7 separate regions of the Mus musculus genome follow, and regions 1, 2, 3, 4, 5 and 6 are each linked to region 7. A link is a loop called in an ENCODE intact Hi-C map of the cell type or tissue named here. Cell type or tissue: heart. All regions are shown on one strand. Region 1 has its middle 40 kb from the start of Cdca7. Region 2 has its middle 23 kb from the start of Gm30069. Region 3 has its middle 6.8 kb from the start of Sp9. Region 4 holds the start of Sp3 (trans-acting transcription factor 3). Region 5 holds the start of Gm30257 (a long non-coding RNA gene). Region 6 has its middle 30 kb from the start of Gm30069. Region 7 has its middle 57 kb from the start of Gm39850.

The links. Hi-C counts contacts between places; a loop is a spot of excess contacts. Peaks named below come from ENCODE experiments on the same cell type or tissue, not always from the same donor. Only the 100,000 strongest peaks of a DNase experiment are listed, where the experiment ranks them.
Region 1: it touches region 7 in a loop (9-fold over the local background); 11 of 42 quality-filtered maps call a loop at or near these places.
Region 2: it touches region 7 in a loop (3-fold over the local background); 6 of 42 quality-filtered maps call a loop at or near these places.
Region 3: it touches region 7 in a loop (2.3-fold over the local background); 7 of 42 quality-filtered maps call a loop at or near these places.
Region 4: a loop joins it to region 7, with 5 times the contacts of the local background. A loop is called at or near these places in 21 of 42 quality-filtered maps.
Region 5: a loop joins it to region 7, with 3.0 times the contacts of the local background. A loop is called at or near these places in 12 of 42 quality-filtered maps.
Region 6: a loop joins it to region 7, with 3 times the contacts of the local background. A loop is called at or near these places in 7 of 42 quality-filtered maps.

What each region holds. Positions count from the first base shown.
Region 1 is chr2:72,514,149-72,518,148 of GRCm38, reverse strand. No RefSeq gene overlaps it. Among named protein-coding and RNA genes, the nearest start is that of Cdca7, 40 kb to the right of the region's middle. In heart, a CTCF peak has its summit at 1,568 (motif pointing left); a DNase peak (open chromatin) is centred at 1,568; H3K27me3 peaks cover 1,797 bases.
Region 2 is chr2:72,636,708-72,640,707 of GRCm38, reverse strand. No RefSeq gene overlaps it. Among named protein-coding and RNA genes, the nearest start is that of Gm30069, 23 kb to the right of the region's middle. In heart, a CTCF peak has its summit at 2,339; no DNase peak of the experiment used is centred here.
Region 3 is chr2:73,276,771-73,280,770 of GRCm38, reverse strand. No RefSeq gene overlaps it. Among named protein-coding and RNA genes, the nearest start is that of Sp9, 6.8 kb to the right of the region's middle. In heart, no CTCF peak of the experiment used is centred here; a DNase peak (open chromatin) is centred at 2,100; H3K4me3 peaks cover 2,596 bases; H3K27ac peaks cover 282 bases; H3K27me3 peaks cover 2,620 bases.
Region 4 is chr2:72,976,666-72,980,665 of GRCm38, reverse strand. Sp3 (trans-acting transcription factor 3) reads left to right here and starts at 220. Exons shown (of 7, transcript NM_001018042.3): 1 at 220-416; 2 at 1,034-1,179; 3 at 1,637-1,768. The coding sequence starts at 410. It overlaps Sp3os (trans-acting transcription factor 3, opposite strand), which reads right to left and starts at 1,234. Exons shown (of 3, transcript NR_045269.2): 1 at 1,071-1,234. In heart, a CTCF peak has its summit at 2,119; DNase peaks (open chromatin) are centred at 125, 765 and 1,585; H3K4me3 peaks cover 3,469 bases; H3K27ac peaks cover 2,812 bases.
Region 5 is chr2:72,730,062-72,734,061 of GRCm38, reverse strand. It overlaps Gm30257 (a long non-coding RNA gene), which reads right to left and starts at 241. Exons shown (of 5, transcript XR_374639.3): 1 at 204-241. In heart, no CTCF peak of the experiment used is centred here; no DNase peak of the experiment used is centred here.
Region 6 is chr2:72,643,069-72,647,068 of GRCm38, reverse strand. No RefSeq gene overlaps it. Among named protein-coding and RNA genes, the nearest start is that of Gm30069, 30 kb to the right of the region's middle. In heart, a CTCF peak has its summit at 2,398; no DNase peak of the experiment used is centred here.
Region 7 is chr2:73,064,031-73,068,030 of GRCm38, reverse strand. No RefSeq gene overlaps it. Among named protein-coding and RNA genes, the nearest start is that of Gm39850, 57 kb to the right of the region's middle. In heart, CTCF peaks have their summits at 1,462, 1,662 (motif pointing right), 2,745 (motif pointing left) and 3,581; a DNase peak (open chromatin) is centred at 1,470; H3K4me3 peaks cover 635 bases; H3K27ac peaks cover 262 bases.

The DNA of each region.
Region 1 (4,000 bases), 550 kb after region 7:
GGAAAGGGATCCACAGGTTTCATCTCCCATCACTGTTTCCATCCAGTTTGTCTGGCTGCTACAGAACACCTGACCACGCCTGCTTCTGTCCGTCACAACCTAGAGTGTTAGGTGCCGCTAGATGATTTGTGCCATGTCCTTGCTGGCAGTCCTTACTCATGCAGTATGGCCTTGCTGTTCTTTAGAGGACACAGTAGGTGCCTGCAATCTGCCGAGGTCCTGAATAAGTCTCCTAGCAATAATGCTCACTCTTTGCTTAAGTGAAAACAAAAACTCGTGTGGCCTTGTATGTGAAAGGCCAAGAACCGTGCACCACAGCACCATTCCACACAGAAAGTAAAGCAAGGTTCAAAAACTTGCCTCCGGACTTGTGTGGTTTATATGCTGAACACAGAGAAAGCATCTTGTCCCCTGACTGTGTCTCTGTGTGTACCCAAGCCCACCATCTACTTTGAGCGTGAGCGTGATATTCACTGTATATCACAAGACCAGTCTCTGTATATTCATAAGATAATGTTCTAGGAGTTCTGAGTGTGTTTTGAGCACTACCAGTTCCTTCATCAGGAATTACCAGGGTACTCGGAATGAACGATGACACGGTACAGAGGAGAAACCAGAAGCCCAGGGAGGTTGCTCTCTTAGAATTTCTCAAAGTGGGCTGCACAGAACACCCATATCTTGAATATAGGCACTTTATGGAAAAGGGGGTCTGGTCAGGATCACATACATTTCAGAAATTTCAGATTAGACAAAATGGAGTTGGGGTTTTCATTAGTCTACTTAAACGACAGAGCTTCTAGCTGCAGCTAGTGTTCTTTCCACAAAACTGGGGACAAGGGCATCTGTGGGGTGTGTTAAGCCTCCCCTTACCCTTACCCATGATTATAGAAGGTGCTGAGGACTCCCGCAGACAGCAATACTACACACAGCACAGCTTTGAACTCTGCCCCTAGCGTGCTACTTCTTAGGTACTCGGTGGGCTGGGCTGGTTTTTTCAACAGGCCGTTCCCACGTTTTGCTAGGCTTCCTACATCTCCCTGCTTATCCCCAAGAGTGGAACTCAGAAGACATGACAAGTGAAATCCCTTAACTCCTTATAGTTACAATATGAGGGTTTCGTTGTTGTTGTTTCTCGTTCTACAACCCAGAGAGCAGCAGGAACCCAGCACTAACTGGAAGCCTGGTCCATCCACCTAGCTCCCACACCCCCAGCTCAGCACACCCGAACAGAGGAAGCATCAGAGCGCATTCCCTGTGGAGAGCAGAGGTGTGTAGGGGAGAGGGTAACAACTGAGGGAAGTGTATCCTTCATTTCCTCATGTTTTTTCCTTCTTTGCTGCTGATCACCTGTTTCTGAATTGCCTGTTCCGCTGTGTTTCTATAAAGGTATTAACCACTTTGCTCATCCAAGGATGCGCGGACCGAGACCTCAGATTCTGGTTCAGCGACATCATCTGTAGACCTTGTTGCCAAGCTCGGTGACCACGGATGCTGAACTCAGAAAGGGCTAAGCAGGGATAGCGAGCGGTCAGAGAGCAATGTCGGGTTCCCAGAGTTAGGGCTCCCCCTGCTGGAATCCAGAGCCAAGACCGAGTGTATTTTTATTCCCCAGAAATCCTGATTGAGCCTGCCTTCAGCCAGCTGCTTCACATTCAGTCAAGGCTTCTCCCACAGACTAGACTGGCATCTCTATCCAGCCATCTGTGAGTCTCCCCTCTCTTCGCCTGTGCTCTACTTCCTAAAGGATGATCGAGTTCTCTGTGCCCAAGTCAAATGCTGGGAATTTAAGACTGGGGGATTTCCCGACTTTCCCCCAAAAGCCGATCTTTTTGTTAGGACACGTTCTCCACAACAAGAATTACATTTTTCAAATGTTTGAATATCGGATCCTTTGTATTGCACATCTGGGGGTGTATTGTACACCCAGAGGGTGGGAGAAGAGAAACCCCTCCCGGATGCTCCCTCTTCGGGAGTAAGGTCAGAGGCATAAACCTGGAAAGTAGCCTAGTTTTACTCTGCTCTGGTCACTAAGCCCCTTCTTGCCATAAAACCCTGCCTCTGTGGAGTAGGAAAATAAGCATCGTGCCATAAAAATCTTGCCGGCATCTAGCTTCCTCTAGCTTCTGAGACTTGAGTCTCAGAATTCCTGATGGCTGAGAAATTGCAAGGCCCAACATCTAGAGAATTCTGCCCCACACACACCCACCCACACACACCCACCCCCAAGGACGCCACTATTTGTAATTGAGAAGTCTCTATCTTTTCATTTGTCAAAGAGGAAGGCTGAGCCACATTGAAATGGAAATCCGGCTTTCTCGTGCAGAGGGCAGCAAGGTTTCCGCTGGCTCTCTGTTAGGTGTTGACCCATTAGGACACGCTGTAAGGGCTGGGGCTCCTTAAGACCTGGGAAGTCAGGGCCCATTAGCTGTGCTCTCCAGTAGTGGAGCACATACCCACTTGGGGCTCACTGCAAATAAGACACTGAGGACTAGGAGGGCTAGGAGGGTTGGGAGCGATAGCTCAGTTGGTAAACACACCCCTAGGTTTGATCTTTGGCGCCTCATAAACCAGGTGTCCTGGTGGCACAGGCCTGTGATTGCAACACTTGGGAGGTGGAAGGAGGAGGAGGAGGAGGAGGAGGAGGAAGAGGAGGAGGAGGAGGAGGAGGAGGAGGAGGAAGAAAAGTTCAAGGTCATTCTTATCCAGCTGCTCATAGAAGCTACCTAGGATACAGGAGACCTTTTCAGAAGAAGAAATGTAAAGACAGCAAATTCAAAACCCTAAATGAAGGCGAACCTCTTTCAACCCCATGAATAATTATTCACATTTACAGAAATGAATACTAAAAGGAGCCGATCTTCATTTTTCAGCAGGCTGCACTATGGGATACCTTTACATACCAAGTTCACCTGATGCATAAAACATATGATTAGATTTACAAAAACTTGATTTACACAGTTTTTTTTTAAACATCTTTGCAGAAAGATTAGGTGTGATTAGATGCAATAGGAGCCCCTCTGAGGCTCACTGATGGGCTGTAGGAGAGTTACTAGCCAAACCCTCTTCAGCTGGTGTCAGTTCCCTCCCTAGAGATGTCTTGAGTGAGGCCTAATGACTGCTTACAGGGGTGGTATTGGAACAAGGGACGCTTCAGGAAATAGGTGCTGTTCAACCTTCATGAACTTGCCAATGAAGCAGAGCATCACAGTTGGAAAAGTGGTCAGGTCTGCTTTCTGTAGGAAAAAGGCACCCAGAAAGACACAGCTTCGATAGCCACTAGTGTGAGGCCATGAGGAGAAAGAAACAGGGGCAGCCCTAGGTGGCAAGAGAGCATTTGTCTGAGACTAAAGGAAGGAAGAGCTCCACAGAATTAATGTGTTCACTCCAAGGGATTCAAGGAGGTTCTCAGAGCCTGCACTATGGAGCAAGCCATTGAGCTGGCTTCTGGTTGCAGTTTCTACTCTTTCCAGAATTTAAAGCTCTGCCGTGTACACAGCAAGCAATCATATAGGCAATGTATATGGCAACTTATGTTGCTCTCCTCCAATGGCCACAATCAACTGAATTATAAAATATAGTCTCATATAAATCAAATTTATTATAAAATATAGCCATCATAACTTGAAAGAAGAAAATTGTGTGTGTGTGTGTGTGTGTGTGTGTGTGTGTGTGTGTGTGTGTGTAAGATATATACACGGTCGTCTGATAAAGAAGTCGTAACCTGCGCCATTTCGAAGTGTCTGGGGACATCTGTCATAGAGTTGTGCTCCAACTTCCGGGTTGCTTTGAGTCTCCTGAAGTGCAAAAGAGCAGAAGCTTTGAGAATCTGCATCCAGGTTCCTTTCTTATCCTTTATCCTTGACCCCTTTCCCAACACACACTCAAAGCAGCATTTTGAGACGCCGGAGAAGGAAGTATCACAGATTCAAAGGCGCAACAAGCTTTGAAAAGCTGCTGCCCACTGTCCACCGCTCCCCGGAGCTCCCATACTTAGCTTTTT
Region 2 (4,000 bases), 430 kb after region 7:
CTACAGGGACTTGAGGCCCCTAAGGGCTCCATCTATAGCACACTCTTTTAGGGGTGTCCAACCCTTGGGAGCCTCGAGGAAGCTTCACATGTAATGGTGGTTAAATTCCTGCCCTTGGGGGTCAGTTTCTCCTCTGGCCCCTGGATCTAGAGACGGAGATCTGAGAACTAGATATTGTTACAGGTAGAAATCCAAGTTCCCGGGAACCTGATGAAATATCCAGGGTCTTGCACTCCACAGCAAAGAACTGAAGCAGAGAGACATGGTTAGAAACAGAAACAGAGTGAGACTAGAAATAGAAACAGTTTAGGAAAGGGGAAGCATGCCCTCAGATGGAAGGGAGGCAGTGCGCTGAGGGCCAAGACCAAAGGGGTTGGACCCTGAGACCACGATCTGTTTATGGGATATTGCATAGCACCCATCCCTTCCAGATTTGTATATCTTGGGCTTCTCTTGAGCATGCTCTGTTTTTTATATGAAGCCCAGGAGGAAAAGGGTTTCTGGTCTGTCTGCCCTCTGTCTTCTTTTGTATGTCAATCTTGATGCTTCCATACTACCTGGCCACCCATTAACACAGTGAGACATGCTCACTTCAAACATTCCACACTCATCAGGAGTTATGGGTTTTGCCAGGAGAGAGACAAAGAACAAATAGATCTTTTCCATTTTGCACGTGGGCTTCATTTTCATGACCTGATTAATTCTCAAAGGCCCCACCTCCCAATATTACCGGATTGTAACTAGTTCAGTGTAAGGAGGTGGAGGAGCATAACATTTGGACTCCAGCCCAAATAACAGAGAGTCTTTTAAAGGTGTCTGGAGAGAAGAAGGTTGAGGAATAACTTTTTGAATAAGGACACACAGCCTGACACACAACCTGCAGGACCATGGACTGATGTCATCTGGGGCTCTAAGGACTGAGACTACAGTCCCCAGGCTAGTACAAAAGGTGCCAGGAGCTGTGTACTTCCTTCTTACACGGATACAACTGAGTTGCAGCCACCATGTGTTTTTGTTGCACAAGGAAGTGGCCTAGAGAATAAAAGGATGCTCAAGCTATGAATTCCACCCCTTACTGCCACCAAGCAGAGACCCACGCCTGTCAATACAAGAAAAAAAAATGGACTTATGGTTAAAAGAGAGAGACTTAGGCAGTAACTCTTAAGCATGCAGTTAGTTGTTGATGCTGGAATGCCGTCCGGAGGCAGAACCAAAGCAATTCCTGTTTTATGTGTGAAGATGAGCAGAAACTCTCTCTCTCTTGGGCCTCTTGAGTGGCTAGACATCCACCTGTCTCAGAATAGAGCCTGGGGCAGGTAGTATCACCGGGTCCCTTCCCCTGTATAATTCTAAGACACCCTCATTTTCCAAGTTGTTAAAAATAGAAGCCTAGCGTCTGGTATGTAACAATATACACTATTGCAGCTGCGCCTTTATGATGAACAACACTACTGTGGGACTGTGTGATGAGGCAATCACTTTGGAGCACAAGCTCATTAACCCTCGCAGTATTCTGATTAGGTAGGCAGGTGGCAGGGATCTGAAGTCACAGAGCAGCTAAGAAACTCCCCAGCAGCCCAGGGCTCCCTGTCCCTGTCAGAGATGGAGCTGGGGGTCTTCCTTCCTGGATTTCATGGCTCAGAGCTGAGAGAGAGAGAGAAAGAGAGAGAGTGAGAGAGAGAGAGAGAGAGAGAGAGAGAGAGGGAGGGAGGGAGGGAGGGAGGGAGGGAGGGAGGGAGAGAGGGAGGGAGAGAGAGAGAGAGAGAGAGAGAGAGAGCCTCATTCCAAGATTAGATTTAAAATGTGCTTCCTTCTGTCCTATTTCTTCCCTCGCAGGTAACCCGTGTCCCTTCCACCAGAATCCAGCCTTGCTTTAAAAGCAAACCGAATTAAATTTAAAACCATACCTAAACCTCTTTCTCCTTTTCTAGCCCTGTGAATTTCTCCCCAGTTTTGTTTTCATTTGTGGTTCAGTTTTTAGGAATGCCACTGCCCTAAACATCTTCAGACACTCAGCCAGGCGCCCACCTAAATGGCCTTCTGTTCCCCTGCCTTGATTTATTTGTGTCTTTGTTAAGGGCAGAAAAATTTCAGGAGCTTTCCTAAGACTAGAGGGACAGGTTTGGAGATGCTGTTATAAAATCAAGACACCAGAGCCATAGGAGTTCACCAGGGCAAGAGAAAGGCTTCCCAGCCCCGGGGAAGAGGCCATGTTTCCTCATAAGGGATGGAGAGATTAATATGGGAACTCAGGTCTTATGCCTTGGGGGGCAGGATTCCCCAGCTCCCTTGGAGACAATGACACACAGTCACATCTTCAAATTGTTAATTATGTACTGCCCCCTAGGGACTTCTGTTTTGCCGGTAGCAACCTGCATCCAGTCCTCCAGGAAATATTTATCGGCCTGCCTCAGCCAGTATTTGCCAGGAGAAAGCTGCGCCTTTTTGTGACCTAGTTGTTCTGGATCCACCCCACCCCCATCCCCTACTCCCACCCCCACCCCCACCCCCAGCAAGTCCTGTCCGCCCACTTTACTTTTCTCTTGTTGAGCACCAGCCCTAACCAGCCCCCAATCCCTGCTTTCTGTCTTCATTATTTTATTTGTCCAGGATGGCCAGATTTGCATAATCTGGGCCAGATTCACTCCCTACCAGTTGTAAAGGCTTGCTTCTCTTCTGCAGTTCCACAGCCCATCCCCCCACCCTCAGGTTTTGTAAACATCTCTAGATTGGGGGAAAAAGAGGACTAGCAAACTATGAATTATAGACACTTACACACGGGGCGCTTACATATTTATCCGCACTTACCGGTGGGAGATTTCTCTACACTCTCAAATGTTCTCTATGAAATCCCATTTAAATCAAAAACTTTTATCAGAAAAAATGAAATTGCTTCGTGATTGAATAGCACTTTGCTTCTAAGTACCAGCCATTGAGGCTGATGAAATGACCAAAGTGTGGTCTTTCCTGGAAAGACATGCCCTTTATTTTAAAGTTGGAGCAAGGGGGGAAAATCCAGCGCCATATTTCTTCACACAGTTTCTGTAGAGCAACAGAGAAACACAAGAGCCATCTCCAGCTACAATTAAAGGCCCGTTGGTATCTGCCCTTCGTCCTTACTTTTTGTGCAGTTGGGTTTTCTTTTAAGAATTCATGAAATGGCCATAGCAGGAATCTTTCTTCATGTGTGGTATGTCTTTAATAACATAAGCATGAACACGAACACTCATAAGCACACACACACACACACACACACACACACACACACAGAGAGAGAGCAACGCCTGTACGCAACAACTTCAGCAAATATATGCATGATCAAAACAGTTCAGAAATATCCGCTCTGCAAACGAGCAAAGGGCAGCAGGTTTTTGAATAGGCTTCATCAGTGGAGGGGAGAGGTCAACCATGAAGATTAGTTACAGGAGCTATTGAGTCTCCTCTGACACCCACGGTACAAGCTGCTTAACATAATCAGCCGCAATCAGCAAAACTGCTGTTTATTATAAAACGTTTTTCGCTTTTAATATTTCATATTGTTATGTAAAATGGCGCAGTGTAGGGACACACACATTTCACCAGGGACAAATTGTACAAATTGTCAGCAATAATAATTTGTGGCTCTTCTCGTGACATCTTTTGAAGTTAAAACCACCGAGGGCTCCCTCTTCACAGCTATTTTCTCTAATGTGGTTAATGGTTTACACTGGAGCTGACCAGCAGCTCTCTGTACCGTGTTGTGACGGTTTGCTGGCATGAGAAAATGTTTGTGTGACCATTCAGCAATCAGACAAGTTAGGAAGCTTGCCTCACCTTGTCCTTCCCACTCAGGAAGAGCCCTCAGGTAGAAGTGTGTCTCGCACTGGAATGAAGATGAACAGAGATCTTTCCTATAGCCTGTCCTAATAACCAAAGTAATTCTTCATTCAAAACGTTTTCATTTAAATAGACCTGGAGGAAGTCTGTGGAATCCCACACTCTGGGGCTTGAGATGTGAGAG
Region 3 (4,000 bases), 210 kb before region 7:
CCTGTCCCTACTGAAGCTTGCCCGGCTTCCCTCGTGTGTCCCCTGCGCGGGTCGCAGGACGCACTCGCCCGCCTTGCCTTGAAAGGCAAGAGAATTTTTCTGCTCCCTAGGGCTCCACAGGTGAAGACCGCGCTTAGGGAAGCCAATGCTAATCTCTAGCTCCTGACGCAAAAGAAGAAAATGCCAACTCTCTTAGCAATTGACAAAAAGAAAGCGGACTGAGGGAGTCTCACCCTATCCCTGCATTTCTTTCATCAATGAATCGCCCCTGAAGTGGCAAGATGCCTGCGAAACAATGCAAAATCCACAGTGAATTTCCAAAGAGAAAGAAGGCTACCGTCTGGGAAAACCTACAGCTCAAACGTTAAGCTTTCCCGGATCCTGGCCAACTAACTGACTCTGGAGGAATGTGTCCCCACGGACATTTAGAAATCTTAAGAGTTCCAAACACCGTACATATTTATACCAATAATATATGGGGAGGCAAGTCTGTATGTATTTACCTCATACATATTTCTATAAACTCCAGCGTCTGGAAAGGGTGGGGGGTAAATAGCACTGAACGGTTAAAATTATGGAGAAGGGATAATAACTGATTACTAATTTGAAAGTAAATAAACAGGTGACTTTTTCAGATCAAATTCCTCCTTGGATCGTTACAATAAATATCTCTGAAGGAAGCGCTCTATTTATGTTGTCATTGATTAATTCTTCACTACCTCATTTGATTTCGATTTAGAACGATTTGATTCTAATTTAATTAGCATGTAATTTGGATGTACATAATTACTGTAATTATGACATTCAGGTAAGGCAGCTTTAGGCTGAAAGGCAATTTCAAATTTTCTAGCAACCTACTTTGTACTGGGAAATGGACAAGGACTTTGCGCCCTGCTATCCAAGTAGTAATTAGCACATCTCTGAAATAGGCAGTGCGGCGGGGTTTGTATTAAAACAGCAAATACAAACCCAGCCGAGTACCCGCTACAAAGGTGGCTGTTGAGTTCCCAGAAGCGCGCTGCATTTCCCTGGCTTGAGTTTGGGGAGCCGGGCACCCCAGAGCCTCATCTCTTTTCTTACAGCTTCGGGAGACTGCGTTTCTTTCCTCCTCGGGCGGGCGCCGGGGTTGGAAGGTGTCGCTTTTTAAATTAAAAAACAATAACTGCTGAAGGGGGAGGGGAGAAAGTCCCTACAAGCCCTCTAAAGCTAGTGGATGGGGGAGGGGTAGTGGACTAGGAAGAGGAGGGAAGGGGGCGGCGGGAGGCAGGGCGATGCACAGAGAAGAGAAAATTGGCCAACGCCCCCAACTGTTATCTCATTTCAGATTTGGGTTTCGAAAAGGCAAGGACAAAAGGGGTGGGTCTGTTCTGGGAGGGGGTGCGCACCCGTCGGGAGGGCCTGGGGCGAGGGCTCTGGGGGCTCCTGGTCGCCCTCTGGGGCCCCGTCGAGCTGCCCCATGCCCGCTGCGCCCCACTTGAGCAGTGGTCGCCTCCCATTGCACGGAAACCCTGCAGAGGTCTGTTGAGGTGCTCGGTGGGTCCAGGCTGGTCATAGCTGTGAGACTCTGGCTTTCTCTTCTGTGTTAGGGGTTCTGGGAAGCTGAGGAGGTCTTGGTGACCTGGTGGTAAACTGCGTTCACGCCCGTCCTGGGTAGTCCAGGCAGACCCGATGGTCCCGCAGCCCTGGACCCTAGGACGCTGGGTGAAGTGTGCGAGGCAAGCTGTGCCCACCGCGGGATCTCTACCCAGGGTGCACGTCGCTGCCGCTACCGACAACGCTCAGCTTTCTCATTTAGGAGTGCTGGAAGACCCTGAAATCGCCTAGGAAAGAATGCTAAATGAGACAATGAAAGAAAGCTGGGTCCAGGGCCAAGCGAGGTGGTAGTCTGTTTTGCTTGGATTTTTCAGTAAGTGTGTTTCAGAAATAATCCCCTTCCTTTGGAGCCATTGCTAGGCAATGTCCCCTCAAAACGGGGCTTGTCCCCAGCTAAAACACTAAACCTCGCTTTTCTTTGCCTGATTCCTTGGCTGCCAGAGTTCTCGACAGAAGCAGGTCTCCAAGCGCTAAAAGCCAAGCACCAGGCCGACAGCGCGGACTCCTATGCAGGAGCTCTAGATGGCGCCAGAGAGCCGCACTCGCCGTGCGCCTCTTGGGGGAATCAAGAGCTACTGTCAAACATAAAAGCAAATCAGAGTTTTCAGTTTTTTTTAATGTGTTAAGAATGTTATTCCTTAAGAAAATTTGTAGCTAAATTATTCTCACTTAAAATAAACACTTAGTATACCAATTACACAAATGGGCGGGATTTATGTGAGATTTACTTCATCTGCATTTTTGTAGTGGAAGAGAGCCTTGGTGAATACAGATAATAGATGCAAATAAGATTAGAGTTAAAATAAATAAAGTTTCCATGTGAATAAAAAGAAATTCAATTTTACACGACTGGTGACGATTTGACGGAATGTCCAGACACGCGGTTCAGGTGCACAATCTAATCTCATCCAAATGTTTTCAAACGTCCTTGAGGAAAGGAAAAAAAAAAATCTACTCCTTTTTCTTCATCAGGTAGGACCCGGTGGGTCCTCCAAAGACTGGGGGTAAATTATGCCAAGAAAGAAAAATACTGGGGAGGGTGTGAATTGAGCCGGGATAGGCGCAGGCCCAGCAAACTTGGTCTTGGTTCATCTACTGCGTGGAAGTTGGAAACAAGAAATCCCTGGAAACTCACTGAAACGAAATTGCATTTCCCCTCACCCCGGCGGGGGCGGGACTCCAGGACCCTGGTCTCAGCCCTGGCTTCACAAAATCCACTTCCAGGCGGCAGTCTTCATTCGCAGCGTGGCCTCCCCATCTACTCTACCCGGGACCCAGTTAGGCCCAAGCCGCGGGAATGCAGAGGTGGCCCTGGGGAGGCGCAGCCGCACCCCACCTGGGGACCCAGCTGGTATCCTAGCTCATGGACCTCGCCTCCCGTGCACGCTCTCTTCCATTTGTTCGTCTTCAGTCGGTCACCACCTACTGAGTCTCAAGGTCTCCCCGGGATGCCTAGAGCTGGTGGGAAGTGGGGCAGGGATGTTTCCCCTGGTGGGTTTCCGACAAGAGCGCGGGACCGGGTCCCTCTTGGCTCAGCTTGGAGCCCAAGATGTCTGACTGGACACTGAGGTCTGGGCTGCCGCCCGCGGTTCACCGGAGCCGCGGTGATGGACGTTGGCTGACCCGCGGGGCAGAGACAGCGCGCAGAGGCCTTGATCACTGGCCTGCGGAGGGAGCCCCTCCGGGAGCGAGACCTGCACAGCCAGGCCCTTTGATCTGCCTTTATTATCAACAAGAAACAAAGCTGCCTGGGACCGACGTCCCGGCGCCCTCATTCCTCAGGAACCCCCAGCTCGCACTCACCTCCGCACCTCCAGCCTGCAGACCCTAGACGCACGGGACGCCCTATAGACCTCAGAGCCTCTGCCTCAAACCCCCAGGATGAGCGTACTCTGCCACAGCTTCTCCTTAAGACCAGACCCAAACTCGAAGACGCTTTGGGGCTGGGGGTGCGGGGCGTCCCAGGCAGAAATGGATGAGCCGGGAGAGAAAATGACCGAAGAGAAGGAAAACTAGAGGAAGAAGAGCTCCGAGAAAAGAGGAAGAAGCCACTGAACCTCACGCTGCAGACTCCCCGCTGGGAACCTTCCTGCTGTTTCTCGTTGCCTTGCTATTTGGCTCTTCAGAGCAGTTTTTGTTGACTGTTAATACCAATAATTTATTCTTTCCAAAGAATCAAAATCTTCACTCAAGTTTCCAAGGCCAGTAATCAAAAAAAGAGGGGGAAATTTATAGCTGCTGACTCCCCTTGCAGTTTCTATTGTGTGAGAAGTCTTTTAGAAATATTTTTATTCTGTAAATATGTACTTTCTTTTTCCAAACTAACATTTTTTTTCGAATTGAGAAATTGTCTCATTTACCAATTTTCCTTTCGTCATTCTCTCCCTTCTCCCTCTTTTAAACTGGG
Region 4 (4,000 bases), 87 kb after region 7:
AGCGGGGTAACGCGCGAGCCGGGGCCGTTCTGGAGAACCTACGGCGCCACGGCCGCTCATTGTCTCTCCCCTTCAACCCGGGGGCAAACAGGAAGCCCGCCGCCAGGCCGAGCGACGGACAGGCGTCCGGACCAATGAACAGAGCTGACGGAGAGCCTAGCGGCAAATGAGAGCCGGGAAGAGGGGCGGAACTTCCGGGCGGGCTGTCGCCCTCTTCCCCCCTTTTGGGCTGGAGGCTCCACCTTTTGTGTTTCCCGCACAGTCAATCAAAATAGGAAAAAAAAAATTCCCCGGACCGCTCCGGCCGTGTCCGCCGCCGCTTCCCGCATCCTCTCCCGCCGCCGCCGCCTTCGCTTCTCACCATGTGTAAGGCGGCGGGGAGCCCCGCCTGAGCTGTCCTAAACACACTATGACCGGTACGTAAAGCCGAGAGAGAGCAACCCTCGCTGCCTCCGCCGCTGCCACTGCCGCCCACAGCCAGCCCGGGGCCGCCACCGCCGGCTCCCGGCCTCCGGGAGCGTGCGACCGAGTGTCGGCGGAGGCAGAAAGCCGCACTCCCATCTCCGCCAGCCAGCTGTCCAGCCCTTCCAGCCCCAGCGCCGAGTGCCCGCCGGGCTCCGGGCGGGCGGCCCGGTCCGCCGGGAGCGCATCCCCCCTGTGTGCGGGCGCGGGCGGCGGCGGCGGGCGGGCGTGTGCGAGTGACTGACGGTGCGAGAGGAGCGAGCGCCGCGGAGGGAAAGGGGAGGAGAGGAGAGGAGAGGAGAGGGGGCAGGGGCAGCGCGGGGAGGAGGAGGAGGGAACGAGGAGGAGGAGGGTTACAGCCGCGGCGGGCGGGGGCAGCAGGAGGGGAGGAGGGAGCGCGCCGCCGCCGCCGTGGCCGCCGCGGCCGGGGGGAGGGCAGGGGAGGGGCAGGGCCCGGGCCGCCCGGCGCTCACTAATGTGGCCGCGGCTCGCGGGCCCCCTCCCTCCCCGCACCCGCCTTCCTCCCCACCCCACCCTCCTCCTCCCCCCTCCCCCCGCGCTGTGCCTGCAGCTCCCGAAAAGCCCGTGAAACAAGAGGAAATGGCTGCCTTGGACGTGGACGGCGGCGGAGGCGGCGGCGGCCACGGCGAGTATCTACAGCAGCAGCAGCAGCAACAGCAGCAGCACGGAAACGGCGCGGCGGCGGCGGCGGCCCAGGTGAGGAGCGGCTGAGCGCGGCCGGGCTCCCCGCGCGCCGCTTTCTCCTCCCCTCGCCCTCCCTCCTTCCCTCCCTCCCTCCCGCGCGCGCTCGCCCGCCCCTCCCCCGCCCCGGGAGCTGCCCGCCCGAGGCGCCAACGCTCCGACCCCGCCCGCGCGCCCCCGCCCGCCGCCTTTTTGTGTGTGTGTTTGTGTGTGTGTGAGTGTGCAAGTGTGCGCGCCCTCCCGGGTGGGATCCGGACGGAGGGAAGAGGCCCGGCGCGCAGCCGTCCGCCGCGGGCCACCGAGCGCGGGGAGAGGCGCCGCAGACCCCGGAGGAGGAGGAGGAGGAGAGCGCGGGGCCGGGTTGGCGGCGCGGCCAGGCGCGGAGCGAGCCGTACTTCCTGTGCGAGCGGGCCCGGCCCTAACCGCCACCCCCCTCCCTGTCTCCCTCTCTGAACCCGCCCATCGCGGGTAGGACACTCAGCCGTCACCGCTCGCTCTGCTGGCCGCTACCTGCAGCAAGATAGGGCCGCCATCGCCGGGCGACGACGACGAGGAGGCGGCCGTTGCCGCCGCCGCCGGGGTCCCCGCCGCCGCCGCCGGAGCGGTAAGTCCCGCCCGCCCGCCATCCCGGGCCTGCGGCGCGCCCGCCCGCCAGCCCGCCAGCCCAAGGCCTCCCGCCGCCGCGCGGCCGTCACGCGCGGGCCGTCCGGCTCTGCCGCGCTTCCCTGCTCGCTCGCGTCCCCGGTGGGAGCCCGGGCCGGCCCGCGCTTTCCGGAGATTGTCACTGCGGCATCGCGCGCAAAATTCCTCACAAAATGAAGTCTGAGACGGAGGAGGTGGGGGGTGGGCACGGGACTCCAAAATGGATGTTTAAGTAATTCGTATCAGGACTTGAAAACTCACTCGCTCTTTGCACTACATTTGCAAGCACAGCCTATCGGTCACAGATAGTATCACCTACCGAGGCAAGGATGGCTCTAGTTTCTAGAGTTTTTGAATCTGGAGCAAGTTTCCAGATCTTGGGTATTTGATCATTTAAGGAGGGTGTTCTTTTATACGCAGGGACGAACATTTTTATTATTATTATTTTTTAACCTGATCATTCAGAATTGTTGGCGTTTTGCAGACTACTCCAACTTTGCACTAGTTTTGTTCTGAGTAGGGTTAAGTGAAATAGTTGGGAGGCTATTGAAATTTGAATTTGAAGTTAGTAATAACTTTGGCCTTTGAGGTTTTCTAGAATATCAATCTTAAAAAGTAGATGAAAGTCATTTTGTTTACATGCTTGTTAGCACACTTCATACTTTTAAGAGTTGAAATTGGTTGGCTAAATGTTATTTTTATTATAACGAGTCTGATGGGATTCTTTTGTAAATTTTAGAACCTCTAGGTTGTGGAGAGGAGCGGCAAGTCTTAGTGAAGACTCAGTGTAAAATTAGGTGCTGTAGACAATGTGAATTTTACATCTGTGTGGACCATTGCTGCTCTTAGCTTACTGTGAAAAGGTGTGTTCACCTGTTAAGATAGTTAAAACACGCCTCAAGACTAAGTTTTTAAGAGGTTTATAGCAATCGATTTATGTAGTGTCAGTTTAGTTGTCACTGTTAGAAAAGTTAGCTGTTGTATACTAGTCATTCAACGTTGTTACTCTGTATTAGTAAATAGATATTTTTAGTCTGAAATTAGACTATGGACAGTGGGAGCATTTTTAATGTCATGTATTTTTTAAGCATATTAAAATATCAAAAGCTGTTTGGGAAAACTTTTAAATTTAAAGAAACGTTAAGCAGATTAGTAAACTTTTAAAGTAAGTTATATTTCCCTAGTCCCAAAGTGTCAAATTAAGTTTATTGTTTTCCTTAATAAACTACCTCAGAAGTAAAATTGAAAAATAAACTTTAAATAAAGTGCAATTTTTCATGTAACTATCAAAGTTTCAGAATGTGCTTACAGATGGGGAGGGGAGTGGTGAGGAGAAGCACAGGGTTGAAAGCATCATGCTTAGACTCCAACTCTAGTGGATCACTAGACTGACCCCAGCCATGTGTTTGTGTCATGTTCTTGGGCTTCTTTAAGATCTCTGACCTATCACAACATTACTAAGAACACCATTTCCTGCCAGATGAACATGAACACTCTGAATTTAGTAAAAGTAATAATATGAAAATACAGTTTGCTAGAGAAGCCTCTAAACTTGGAATTTTTTGGTGCATGTTTGATGCTCGATAAATCTGAGTTCTTCCAAATTTTTCACTTTGAGCAAAGTTGAAGTAAACTGAGCTGAAAGTTGAATAAGGTGAAAAATATGAGAGCTGTCATTTTTGTCTGAACATTAATGGGGAAAAAAGTTGGTTTCTAGTTTAAAAGTAGTTTAAAGTTTTTTTCAGAATGCTTAAAAGATATTTTCAATATTTAAAACTATACTTAAATATATTTAAGTACTCTAAAATTACTGGAGATCACTAGAGGACCGTAGTGTCTTGAGGGTTGTGGGATGTTTTTAGATTTAGGGCAAAGCAGGAAATCCAGTGTCAGAGTCACGACCTTCACCTTTACCCAGCTACCCCCCGTGCTGCCTTATTGTGGCACAGTTTTCAAATCTGTGTATCACTAACATGGGTAGCTACAGATTTTGAGTTTTGCCAATTTTTCCATTAATGTTCATTTTCTAATCTAGGTTCTAGACAAAGATATCTATTAATGTGTTCTGTCCAAAGCCAAATGCAGATGCTCAACCTAATGACAATTTAGCTTGGTATTTCTAGATGATGAGTACCTTGAGAAGCCAGTGTTCACTAGAGACTGACTTTACCATTTGAGTTTGGAACTTATAGAG
Region 5 (4,000 bases), 330 kb after region 7:
GAGTACAGATGTGGGTTACTTAAAGGAACAATGTCTTAGTTAAGATTTCTGCTGTTATGATGAAATACCACGATCAAAGTGGCTTGGGGAGAAAAGGACTTATCTGGCTTACATTTCACAATGCGGTTTATCATTGAAGGAAAACAGGGCAGAAACCTGGAGGCAGGGGCTGATGCAGAGGGCATGGGAGGACTGCTGCTTACCGGCTTGCTCTCCATGGCTTGCTTAGTCTGCTTTCTTCTAGAACCCAGGACCACTAGCCCAGGGGTGGCCCCACCCACAGTGAGTTGGACCATTCCCCATCAATCACTAATTAAGAAAATGCCCTACAGAGGGATCTTGTGGAGGCATTTTCTCAATTGAGGTTTCCTCCTTTCAGATTGCTTTAGCTTGTGTCAAGTTGACATGAAACAAGCCAGCACAAGTAGGGATGACTCAGAAGTAGTCACGTCACCAAAAGTCCCACCCCAACACAGATGACAGCTCATGAATGCCTGGAGCTCTCTGCACAGCTTACAGTCTGAGAACCTCTCACTGCAGCTTGGCTGGTCAGCGTCCTTCCTCCCCCAGCAATTATTTATTCCTTTTATAAAGCCAGGGACAGGCATTCCAGAATCTTCCACGTTTCTATTCCCCCTTTGTTTACCTCAGAGTCTCATGAGCCTTCCCCTCCCTCCTGGAGGGAATGTTTCAATTTGGAAGAAACTACTGTATAACAAAGGAAGAATCAGCTGTCATTTGAGAATGTCTGCACATGGGAGGATGTGCAAGGCCCAGGACCTTGACCACTAAAGGCGTGTAGTAACTGCCTCCTCTAATTATTTTAGCAATCAAAAGCACCCTCATTCAAGTTCAAAACACCCCTGTGAGGCCACTCTAGACCCCATTGAGGACCCCTCCAGTCTAGCCTGGGCACCCTGACTTGACCAAAATACATCAGGGACTCCACTGCTGTAGGCGTTCATCTTTCCTTTGTCCTGACTTGTCCCTCCAGGGAGCGCTTGCTCATTCTCTGTCTGCTTTCCCTTTCAAGCTACGTATGATTATTGGATGTAATTGAACAGGGCTTCTTCAGCTCAGCCCTTGGAGGTTTTCAGTGAGAACCTGACTTCCAGGAATAGCATGGCTATGGGTAATTCTCAGTGTACGCTCCTTTAAGACTTTTTGTCCTCAAATTGGCAACAGGCAAAGAACACTGAATTGCTGTCTTCAAAGAGGAGCCGGAAGCTTCCAACCCAGATGTCTAGTCGCCTCTCCTCACTTTCTGCCTCCTTACCAAGTGAAGGATGCTCTAAGCTTTCCACAGGTGCTGATACCCAGTGTTCGGCTACGGCATCTGCCGCCTTCCTTGGCTATGTGTGGACTTTTGCTCGTAGTGTGAGACCCACATATTTCAGGTTTGGTTTTTAAAGCCAAGGGTGTTGAAAATGAGCTACAGAGACCAGGGATGAACAGTTTCTTGGAGTCTGAGCCTTCATGTCAATCCTGCCATTCCCATGATTGACAGGACCAAGGTCTCTGCCTGCTCCCCTGTTAAAATCCATTAGCTTTACACGAGGCTAAAAAAAAAAAAGTGAAAATGGCCAATATAATTAGTGCAAAGTGAGTGCTTGCAGAAGCTGAACAGTGCTTTGACAATGCAGGAATTTGAAATGACTGGTGAGACCAAGTCCCCCTTTTTTACAGCGGGTCTCTGTTGCTAAGAGCCAGGTGTAGGGGTGGGAAGTGGAGGCCCCCAGCCTCCTGCTTGGCTCTTGACTTCCCCAGGTTCTGTTTGTCCAGCAGGATCAAGATCAAACCTCATCAACCCAAGGCTTTCCCATTGATAGCCTGGCTATCAAAAGCAAATTTTGCTCATTTGTGTGTGTTCTGTATGTACGCATGTACATGTTCGTGTGGGCGTGTGCACAGGTAGGTGCACAGTGCATGCATGTATGGGAAAGCCATCAAGTGACTTCCTCAGCTATTCTCCACCTTAGTTTTTGAGACAGGCTGTCTTGTTGAACTTGGAACTCTTAGATGCAGCTAGGCTCATTGGCCAGTGAGTTCTAGAGATCCACGCAGCATTTCTTCCTTCCCAGGACTGGGGATGTCGAAGCACACCACCTCACGCAGCTTTCACGTGGGTGCTGGGGATCTGGGCTCAAGTCCTTAAGCTTGTGTGGCAAGCAATTTGCCCACTGAGCATCTTGCCAGTTCACAGGAATTTTTCAAAGTACTAAGAGCTTAATAGCTTACCCTTTCATTTCTGAAATCTTATTTCCTCCTCTATAGTACGGTATAGTATTTCTTTGTTTCTTTAAAAATGGAGTAGGGAAAGGGCCCAGTGCTCTGCCTTGCACAGTTTTGGGGTTAATCAGACTGGGGCAATTAGGGAATGAAGACAGGACATACCGACATTTGTACAGAAAGGCTGGGGTTGGCTGGACCATGCACTCCGACAGAGATTCACCGATGCCTGGAAACACAGTGTGTTTATTTTATACATCTGCATGGAGAAGGCAGGTTTAGCTAATCTCAGCAGGAGAAAGTCTATGTGGGGAAGTGGTTTCGGCTTCCACTTATGCTGTAGGGATAAATTGTGGATGATAACTTCTTGAATGCACTGTCAACATCTGCACAGGGACTAGGAGAAGGCTTTGTTATTTCCCTGAGCTGACCTAGGCAAGGCTTCGTCTTTCCCATGGGTTTGAGGCATTGGGGTCTTTGATATAGTCAATAATACATATTTGCTCAGAACTTCATATGTTCCCCGCCAGCCTAATACCATTAACATCTATTTTTCCTTCCTTAAATGATTTGTGTCCCTTACTTTCCAAACAGATAAGCAAAACAGAAAACATGAACATGTCATTCTAAAATTATATGGTATGCTTGAAAATTCATGATTTGCTTTTATGTATCATACATGACAACTCCAGCACGCAGCCCTCAAAGTAGACATTAAAATTCTTTATCCTGTGTGATGCTAAACTGGGACCATTTGTTGGTTGGTTGATTGGATGGTTGGTTTAGATTGGGTCTTACTATGTAGTCCTGGCTGTTCTAGAATCAATATGTATATAGCCCAACTCATATTGGGCTCCAAGTCACAGAGCTCCACCTGCCTCTCTTTCTGAGTGCTGGGATTACAGGTGTGGGCTAGTATGCCCTGCTGTTTATTTTATTTTTTAAATTGCACCTTTAGCTTATAATTGTACTAATAAGATTATTTTGAGTACTTATGATTAGCAATTTCCAAGTCCTCCTAGATGAGATAACTTACCTGTTTTTCATCTTATGTAGCATGGCATTTGAACACATTGTGAACCCCAAGATTGTAAAGTGGAAAACCCCCACTGTGGTGTAGCTCAGCCTTAGCACTTCCTTTTATCCACTAGCTTTCTGTTTTTGTAAACAAGTAGTTGTGGTGTGGCTCAGCCCTAGCACACACCTTTAGCCTAAGAGCTTTCTGTAAACAAAACCAAATAAAGTCAACCCTAGGTCAAGAGGCAGAGCAAGTAACCAGCCTACAGGGAGTGAACGTAAGTCAACAGAGAAGAGGGTCTTTGAGTTGAAGGGGATTTTAGACAGCGTGGAGAGGAGAAGGAACACTTTCCTTCTGAGACATCTGTAGAGTAGGAAGGTCAGCTGGATGCTTTCTCTGCCTCTCTGAGCTAGCAGGCTTTCACCACACCATTTTGTTCCTGAGTCTTCATCGGTAAAACCTAATGGTGGGATTTTTGGTTTTAAAGCAACAGTCTTGAAGGTGTGTTTCCCCTTTCATTAAGTAGGCTGTTTGGAAGGCCATGCTACTGAAAGAAGAGAAACAAGAGAGTAACACTTTGGGTAATTCTTATGCTGATTTCTTATAGCTATTATAATGTTTTCATTGTTACAATAGAAAATTGGGGCTAGAAAAAAAAATCTTTCTAAATTTCAGACATACCATTGTTTAGAAAATGATCCTCAGATCATCATAGCAATGTGAATAACAGAGACAGTGAACTGGAAATAGTGC
Region 6 (4,000 bases), 420 kb after region 7:
GCAGGGATGGATGGAGAAAAGACTGGGGTTTGGGTGGGGTAGCTGCTAATGGCTATGAGCTTTCTATTTGGGGGAGTGACAAAAACATTCTAAAATTAGATTGTGTTGTTATTATACATGTCTGTGGGTATGTTAATATTGGTCAAGTTTATCCTTTGAGTTTTATTATTGATAAATGATATTTCGATAAATAAACCATCTCCCCCGAGTTCTAGGCAGTCATGATGTGGCCCTTCACTAGCTCAAATCGATAAGCCACGACACTCCACCTTCCCAGTATGCCAACATCTCCACATCTCCATGGCATTCAAGGTCATCCCAGAAACAGCAACTCCCTCCCATCCCTGTGGACTGTAGCCACTCCCCTCTGCTCCCTGGTCCTAGGTCAAGATCTGGAATGTGGAAGGCTTTCTGCCTCACATCATGCTTACTTGACTAGTGTCTAATCTTTCTCATTAGACTATAAGGTCACTGGGAAAAAGGGTTGTGCCCTAATCTTCTTCTCTAGGACAGCCCGCAGACATTGCTCAATAAGGGCGTGGTGACTCCACTGTCAACCCAAGGCCAGGAGGAAAACAGTCCTAGCCCTTCTCATTCCCCAGCTTCTGGGAACCACCTCTGTAATCTTACCTCTTGAGATCAACTTTCTTTAGATCCCACCTATGTGAGATTCCCTTCTCACATATACACAGCCTACTCCGTTCACTTAATCTAATTTCTGGTTCATTCAGATTGAGACTGGCATTTTGTTCTTTGTTATAGCAGTATATGAACCAGATATTACTGACCCATTAGTTTACAGACACCTGGGTCAGAAATTTATGTGGTGACAATTATGTCTATTGCTTCAGTGAACATGAGAATGAACCCATCTCCTCAGCAAACTAACTTCCTTTCCTTGGGCTACATACACTGATGGGGTTGCTAGGTCACCATTTTCTTTTTTAGAGAATTCCCAGGCCTATAATGACCGGCACATATAAGTCCTTTGAAACACCTTACAAAAGTGGCTCCTGGCGCAGTTCTTTCTTATGTCCTTGCTCGTCTGTGTCCTCATAAGCAAGGCCTCTTTTGTCCGTATATCTTCCAGCATTCTTATCTTCTAGCTCATTAAGCTCCGAGAGCTTGATGCAAAACTCCAAAATCTTCCACAGTCCTAGAACAAAATAGTCCAGAAGCATAAGGGTTTGTGTGCCTGGGCCCATCACAAAAACCCCACTCTCCTGCTTTTGTTTCTTGTGCTTATGGCCTCTCTTCTCTAACATTCCTTAACCACTGTTTTCTTCCCAAAGCTCCCTTGTTTCGGGTCCTCCATGAAGTCTTTAATCTAGTTCAAATTGAGTTTGTACAAAATGATGGGGGATGTGGGTCGAGTCTCAGTCTTCTGCATATATGTACGCAATTTCCAGAAAACCATTCACGAGAAGACTGTCCTTTCTAGATGCATGATGATTGCACCCAAAAGCTGTGTTAGATGACTGACCCATAAGGTGTGTAGCTCTGTGCCAGTGCGTTCCATACGATCAGACAATAAGAAATCACCAAATGATGTACCCTGGTCTCTCAGTGTGCCCTGATCACTAAGTGATTCACAACCTTAAGATGATTCTCTTGGATAAAGACAAAAAGGAAAAGGCTACCCTTAAAATAATCACATCCGTGAGAGGCAAGAAAGCAACTGGCCCACACAAGAGATGTAGCATACCTTCCCCACACTAGAGTACTCTGAAAAGATGCAAAGAAGCATTCTTGGTCTGAAACACACAAAGATGAGAGCTGGGAGTCCTGCCCTGTCCTTGCAGCCCTGTCTTCTCACAAGTGTGTGTGTGTGTGTGTGTGTGTGTGTGTGTGTGTGTGCATGACTGAAAATAGATTCTTCTCTCATCCAGACCACAATTTCTCCCCCCTCCACTCTTCCCAGCCCCCCCACTAGTGTCTAGAACCATTATTCCAGAACCACTGCTGTTCTAGAAGGGCACACAACCCCCTTGCACCAAAGGCTGCCTCCTCCAGGTACACCCTTGGCCTCCTGCCACAGCGTCTTCAGTGGGCTGAGAATCATCTCCCAGCCACAAACGTGCTACAGATCCCTGGGGAGTCGCTCCAGCTCCCTGGAGCTTCGAACTTCTTACTATTATTTTTTTCATTTGAGAAGTGGCACTTATGGCAGCTGGATGAAATAAGACTCATCCGAAGTTAGTGCCAGCACCGAGCCTGGCTCTGAGCACACAGTCAGTACTTATTTTAAGTTCTGTACCTTATACAATATTGGTGTCATTGATATGGTCCACTGTTGATTCTTGGTTAACCCTCTCTTGTCTTCTGTGCCCTTCGCCATTGGTGCCAGGGTGGGCAGAATAGCTTTGGAAAGAATTCTCAAGTGTAGGTGTGTGTGGCCCCCTAGTGCTGCGACACTGGAAGCTTTAGGCCGAGGAAGAAAGTATAAACTGTAAAAAAAAAAAAAAAAAAAAAGGAAAAGAAAAGTGTAAATGACTTTGAATGAAAGGAGGGAGCAGAAAAGAGTTTTCTCTGCTGCACAGATAATATGACAGACAGGCTGGGTCAAGATGGGGTTGTTTTCCTAAGAAGAAAACTTTCTAATTACACCTGATATCATTTTTCCTGTGGCCTTGTGGACTGAGCCCAGGGTCTTGCATATGCAGGCAAACACCCTGCAGCTGAGCGTACTCCCAGGCTGACAGCAATAGTATTTCTAACCCACGCTCTCCTCCCACACGCAGCCCTGACTTCTGTGGTACAAACTCTTCCAGGCCCCTGCAGACAGTACCGGGGATGTGGATCTGACTCTTGTTGTGTCCTGCTTGCATGCGACACAGTCACAAGGCTCATTTGAAGGAAAAAGGGCCGTGTGTCACACTGGGCAATCTCAGGTTAGACGCTCTAAACAGCAACTGTGCAAAGGAAGGAACTAGCTAGCAACACTGCTGTGGAGACCGGACTGTGCCTGCTCCACATTAGTCCATATTGTGTAATGCAGTAGTGTTTCAGATTGTGTTTGCCCTCAGGGACTCCATTTTCCAAACAATTTTTGATTCTGTTTTGAGGATGGAAGATGATTATGTACCTGTGTGGACATGTGGACACCACTGCCTATCCAGCACCACTCACACAGCACAGAGTGACAAAAGACTTATTTCTGGTATACTGACCTATAAATTTGTCCAGGAGAACTGATACTACAAGATAGATGATAGACAGACAGACAGATAATTTACTGTGGTAGATAATTTACTATATGACATGTGATCTCATATTAGTAATTAGGATTGGAATAAAGGTGGCGCAGGTGACAGAAGCCAACCAGGCCCACCTTCACACAGGCACTATCCACTGCAATGAACAAATATATGATGGGGAGATGGAAAAAAATAGAAAAATGGAGCATAATGATGGCAGAGCAGGATCCAGCACCCTAGAGCTTGTACAAATGCAACAGATTCAGCCCCAAACCTGCTGCCCAGCTGTGAGATTGCCCTGGCTCTGGGCAACGAAGGGGGCCTAGAAATGAGGAAAGATTCACTTTCTAGATTGGAACTCCTCGAAGGACCACCATAGTCCCTGGTGCCACCAGAGGCCATGGTGGTGTCTGTGGTCCATGATGCTGCTACCCCAGGCCTTGACGAAGCCCGAGATTCATGTGGACATATGCAATCTGTACCATTGACTTATTGATGTTGTAGGGCTTTGCTGCCTCGGTGGGCCATATGGGTGTGAGTGGCACATGTAGGCCATGATGAGCCCCATAGTCATTGTAGCCCCTGATGGCCATGTTGGGTTATGTTGTCTGTGGCCTGTGCTACCCTAGAAGGACTGATACAATGTGGATGTGTGTGGGTGCTGATGAGCTGGTGGCGTGGTTGAGGGAGAACTAGCCCTACACCTTGCCAACTGACACATGGCAGTGCAGGTAGTGGCATGGGTGTAGGAGAGTTGGTCCCAGCCCTTGTCAGCAGCCACACAGCTCTCCACAATTGATGGC
Region 7 (4,000 bases):
GGAATACAGACTTTTGTCTTATTTAGGCAGATGATAAAGTATGATGCTCTCCCTACATCAGAGAACACCCCTGCAGGGCAAGAGAATGAATGAACGCTCTCAGAGGCCGACATGAATATTGATGCCAAACAGGATAAAGAGTACATATGGTTTGCTCAAACTTACACAAACCCTTTCTTTTGCGGGCTTCTTTGGTGTTCCATCTGCGTGTAGAATCACTTACAAGAACTAGAAGGTGACAGAAACTGTGTTCATTGGACACCCTCCCAAGGTATCTTCAGAGCCCGGCCGCTCCCTGCCATGGTCATGCTGCAGAAGTGTTCTGTGCTGCCAGAGTATCACCCAGGCCTTCAGCGAGGCCTCAGCGCCTTGGCTAGCAGTGCAAACGAGGGAGAAAATAGTTGTGGGGTATACAAGAAGTCTATGGGATGTTCTTGCAAATTTCTGTTAAGTCTAACCCTATTCTAAAATTAAACAACAACAAAAGACAGCATCGAGCCAGACTTCCCATCTCATGTTCGCCATCCTACTCCATAATTCCATGGTTAGTCCTTCTCATCACCTCTCGAATGGTTCCCTGGTCCCCACCACAGGCTCCCAGGCATTGGGACACACCCTCCCTACACCTACCCCCATCTTCTGGGTTGGGACATAGCATCAGGCTAAGAGATTCCACATCTGTGAGTTTCCTCTAAAGGTACTTAAATGGGCTCGGGCTTGCAAGATATTTCAGAAGGAGCTGGAGAGATGGCTTGGCGCTCTGTAGTGCTTGCTGCTCTTGCAGAGGGCAGAAAGACAGTTCCCAGCACCACACTTGCCTGTATCTCCAGTTCCAAGGGGGTCAAGGCCCCACACCTGCACTCACATTCACATACCCCACGCCCATATACTTACAGTTAAAGATAAAGAAGACAAATCTTACAAAGATAGTTTTTCAGAAGGAAGAGGAACATTTCCGTAAGAGGTTAGAGACAGGAGGGTTGGGCTGGTCTGATGTAGATAACAGGAGACTGCCAGGGAATCCGGCCCACTGCAGTGTGGGCATGAGGAGGGCAAAAGAAATTTCCACACTGAAAGCCTTCTAAGCCTCGCTCCCAAGGTGGGGAGGGGACAGACCTAGAGTGGTGGGAGGAGGAGCCAGGCTGCTATAAATTAAGAAGAATGAGAAATAGTCCAGGGCCCTCTCTGACCTCCTTCTGCAAAGGAAGCTTGGCTCCTGGTTGTAAAATACGAAGAGAGTGGAACGGGATCTCCCTTGTAGGACTGAATGCGCAGAGCAGAGGAACCAATGCAAAAAAAAAAAAAAAAGAGCCATACACGCAGACACATCCTGAAGGAGGCAGGAAACAATTCACTGGCCTAGTGACACCAGGACGAGGATCATATGGTGGGGTCACACATCCTGTCCAAGCTCCTATTCCTGTTCAACCAATTCCCTGCCAGAGTCACTAACCTGGAGTTCCTGTGTCAAGACTGTGTCATTCTGGGCCTTATCTCAGCTGCTAGAAAGTGGAAAGTGCGGGAGAAAGTGGGGTCCCCGGGCGGTTGCTGAACTTGGATCCCGCCCCAGGCTCGCCGCCGGATGGCTCTGATGAGCCCCAGGGCGCCGAGTGGCAGCCGGCTGCGGGCCTGCCTCCCAAGTCCTCCAGCCTGTGGTCCCCAGCAGATGTCAGTCTGGGAACAGGAAGCAAGCCTGTTTGGGGTTTCTAAAAATAAATAAATAATAACCCCAGCCACAAGAACAATCTTTTATCCCCCAAAAATTATTTTTAAAAAAATGCTTTAATGACTGCGGCATTTAACACATCAGGGGGCTGCATTGTTTTCAATTATACGTGATTCTGAAAGGGGAGTACAGATTCTGAGCCTGAATGGGGAATCGTGGGGCTGCGAGTTTTGCTGTTTTAAACATTCGCTTTGCTCCTTTAAGGAAAGAACTGTAAAATAGAAATAATGATATATTATTACAGCACTGCGGAGTAGCACTAATATTGCCGTTGAAACCTAGAATTTGAAATAAAGATGGAAATACTTATTTGTGCATACTTTTGTTCTTAGAAAAAAAACGATTTGGAACGAGGCAACAGGCATGTGTGCTGTGGGCAAGGCTGAGACTCCCTGGTCCACGAGGCCAGGTCCCTGGTAACAGGGAGCACTGAGCTCCTCAGCCAAGGGCTGACATAGGTCTGGTGTCCTAGTGGCCTGCTCAAAGCCACCAGGATGCTATCTTCTCTTTCTTGTTTTCCAGAAATGGAGAGAAGACACGGAGCGCCATGGTGGGTCATGCCAGCAGGAAAGAGATCCTAGGAAGAAGGTACACGTGGTTTGCTATGGGACCTGGATGATGGAGTTCTAGCTCCTTTGCCTTTAAACAAGAAAATGTAACCATCGGGGGCTGGGGGCATGGGGTGGATCAAGAGAGCCTACGTTCATCCAGAAGACCTGAGTTCTGTTTCCAGCACCCACGTGGGGTTACTCACATCCACCTATAACTCTAGTCACACACACACACACACACACACACACACACACACACACACACACACACACTTTAAAATAATGGAAACGTTTTTAAGACAAACAAACAAACAAACAAATAAAACCAGGGGCTAGAATGATGACTCAGTAGTTAAGAGCGCTGTCTGCTCTTCCAGAGGTCCTGAGTTCAATCCCCAGCAACCACATGGTGGCTTACAACCATCTGTAATGGGATCCGGTGCCATCTTCTGGCACGCAGGTGTACATGCAGATAGACCGCCCAGACATAAACTAAATAAATCTTTTTAAAAATTCAAATCAAATGTCATGTATACTTGTGATAAAAACGTATACTAGAAGCATGTGATCAGAATTTCTTTCATACTGTGTAGCGAGCAGGATAGGAGGAGGCTGGGTAATTTCACCATAGGTGTGAGTAGATTCTGGTGTCAGTGTTTTTCTATGCCTCGCTGGGGTGCTGAGGATGGAGCTCTGTGCCGAGGGCCGATCTGGCATGCACCAGACCCTGGTGCTATCCCAAGCACCTCAAAAATCAAAATCAAAACACACACACAAGAAACCAAACCACCAGCCTACCTGGTTTGATACATTGCATTCTTGTGTAGGGTTGTCATACTGTACTTCATAAAACTACACTTTAAAAAAAAAAAAAAAGAATAACCTCAAAATACAGAGGCCTCTGCAGCGCCGTGTGGATGGGGCTTTAGGCGCCCACCGCGGGGGGGGGGGGGGAGGGGGGGGAGGGGAATGGACTAGATGAAACAGTAGCAACTCCCTCAGTACCTGCTAGGGTCGGGCCTGGTTCCCAGCCTGGCTTTCTCTTCCCCTTTTGGGAAGAAGGCTGGGAGAAGGTTAAGGCCCAGCATTTCCCTCTAGTTATCAATTATCGTTTGCTCCTCTATCAATATAACATAACCACGTTCCAACACCAACTGCTTTCTAAATCAGACTTCACGGCTTACCACATCGGGAGCACATGGCCTTTGGAAAGTTTCTTTAAAGCCCCATACCCATTTCCTTACCATGGCCCTGCCCACTGGCCAAGCTCTTTTTCCAAGGAGGTCTAGCCACCTGCTGGATGCTTAAAGTACTAATACATTTGTCCCGGAGTGTCTCTGCCACAGCACACTCTCTTCTCTCAACAACACAGGCCACCAAACTCACGTGGCTGCCGACAGCGCAACTCCACAGCCTCCCGTGAAACCTTCCGTGAAGTCCTCACTGCATAAAATCCCAGCACTTCCCTTTTAGCACTGACCAAATGGATTCTCTCTCCCAGTTGATGGCTGGAGTGCCCTGGAGTGACTTGGCTCCTCCGTGTATGCTTCCCCCAGCACACACAGCAAAAGTGTTTGATGAGTGGATGAATCCAAAGTATGGGAAGTGACCTAAGAGAAAGTATATACTTGGGACACTACCACAGCCATGCAGGGTGGGCTCCGTCACTCCTCCTTTAGTAAATGACAAAACCGAGGGTCAGGGAAGTTTTGTAACCTCCCCA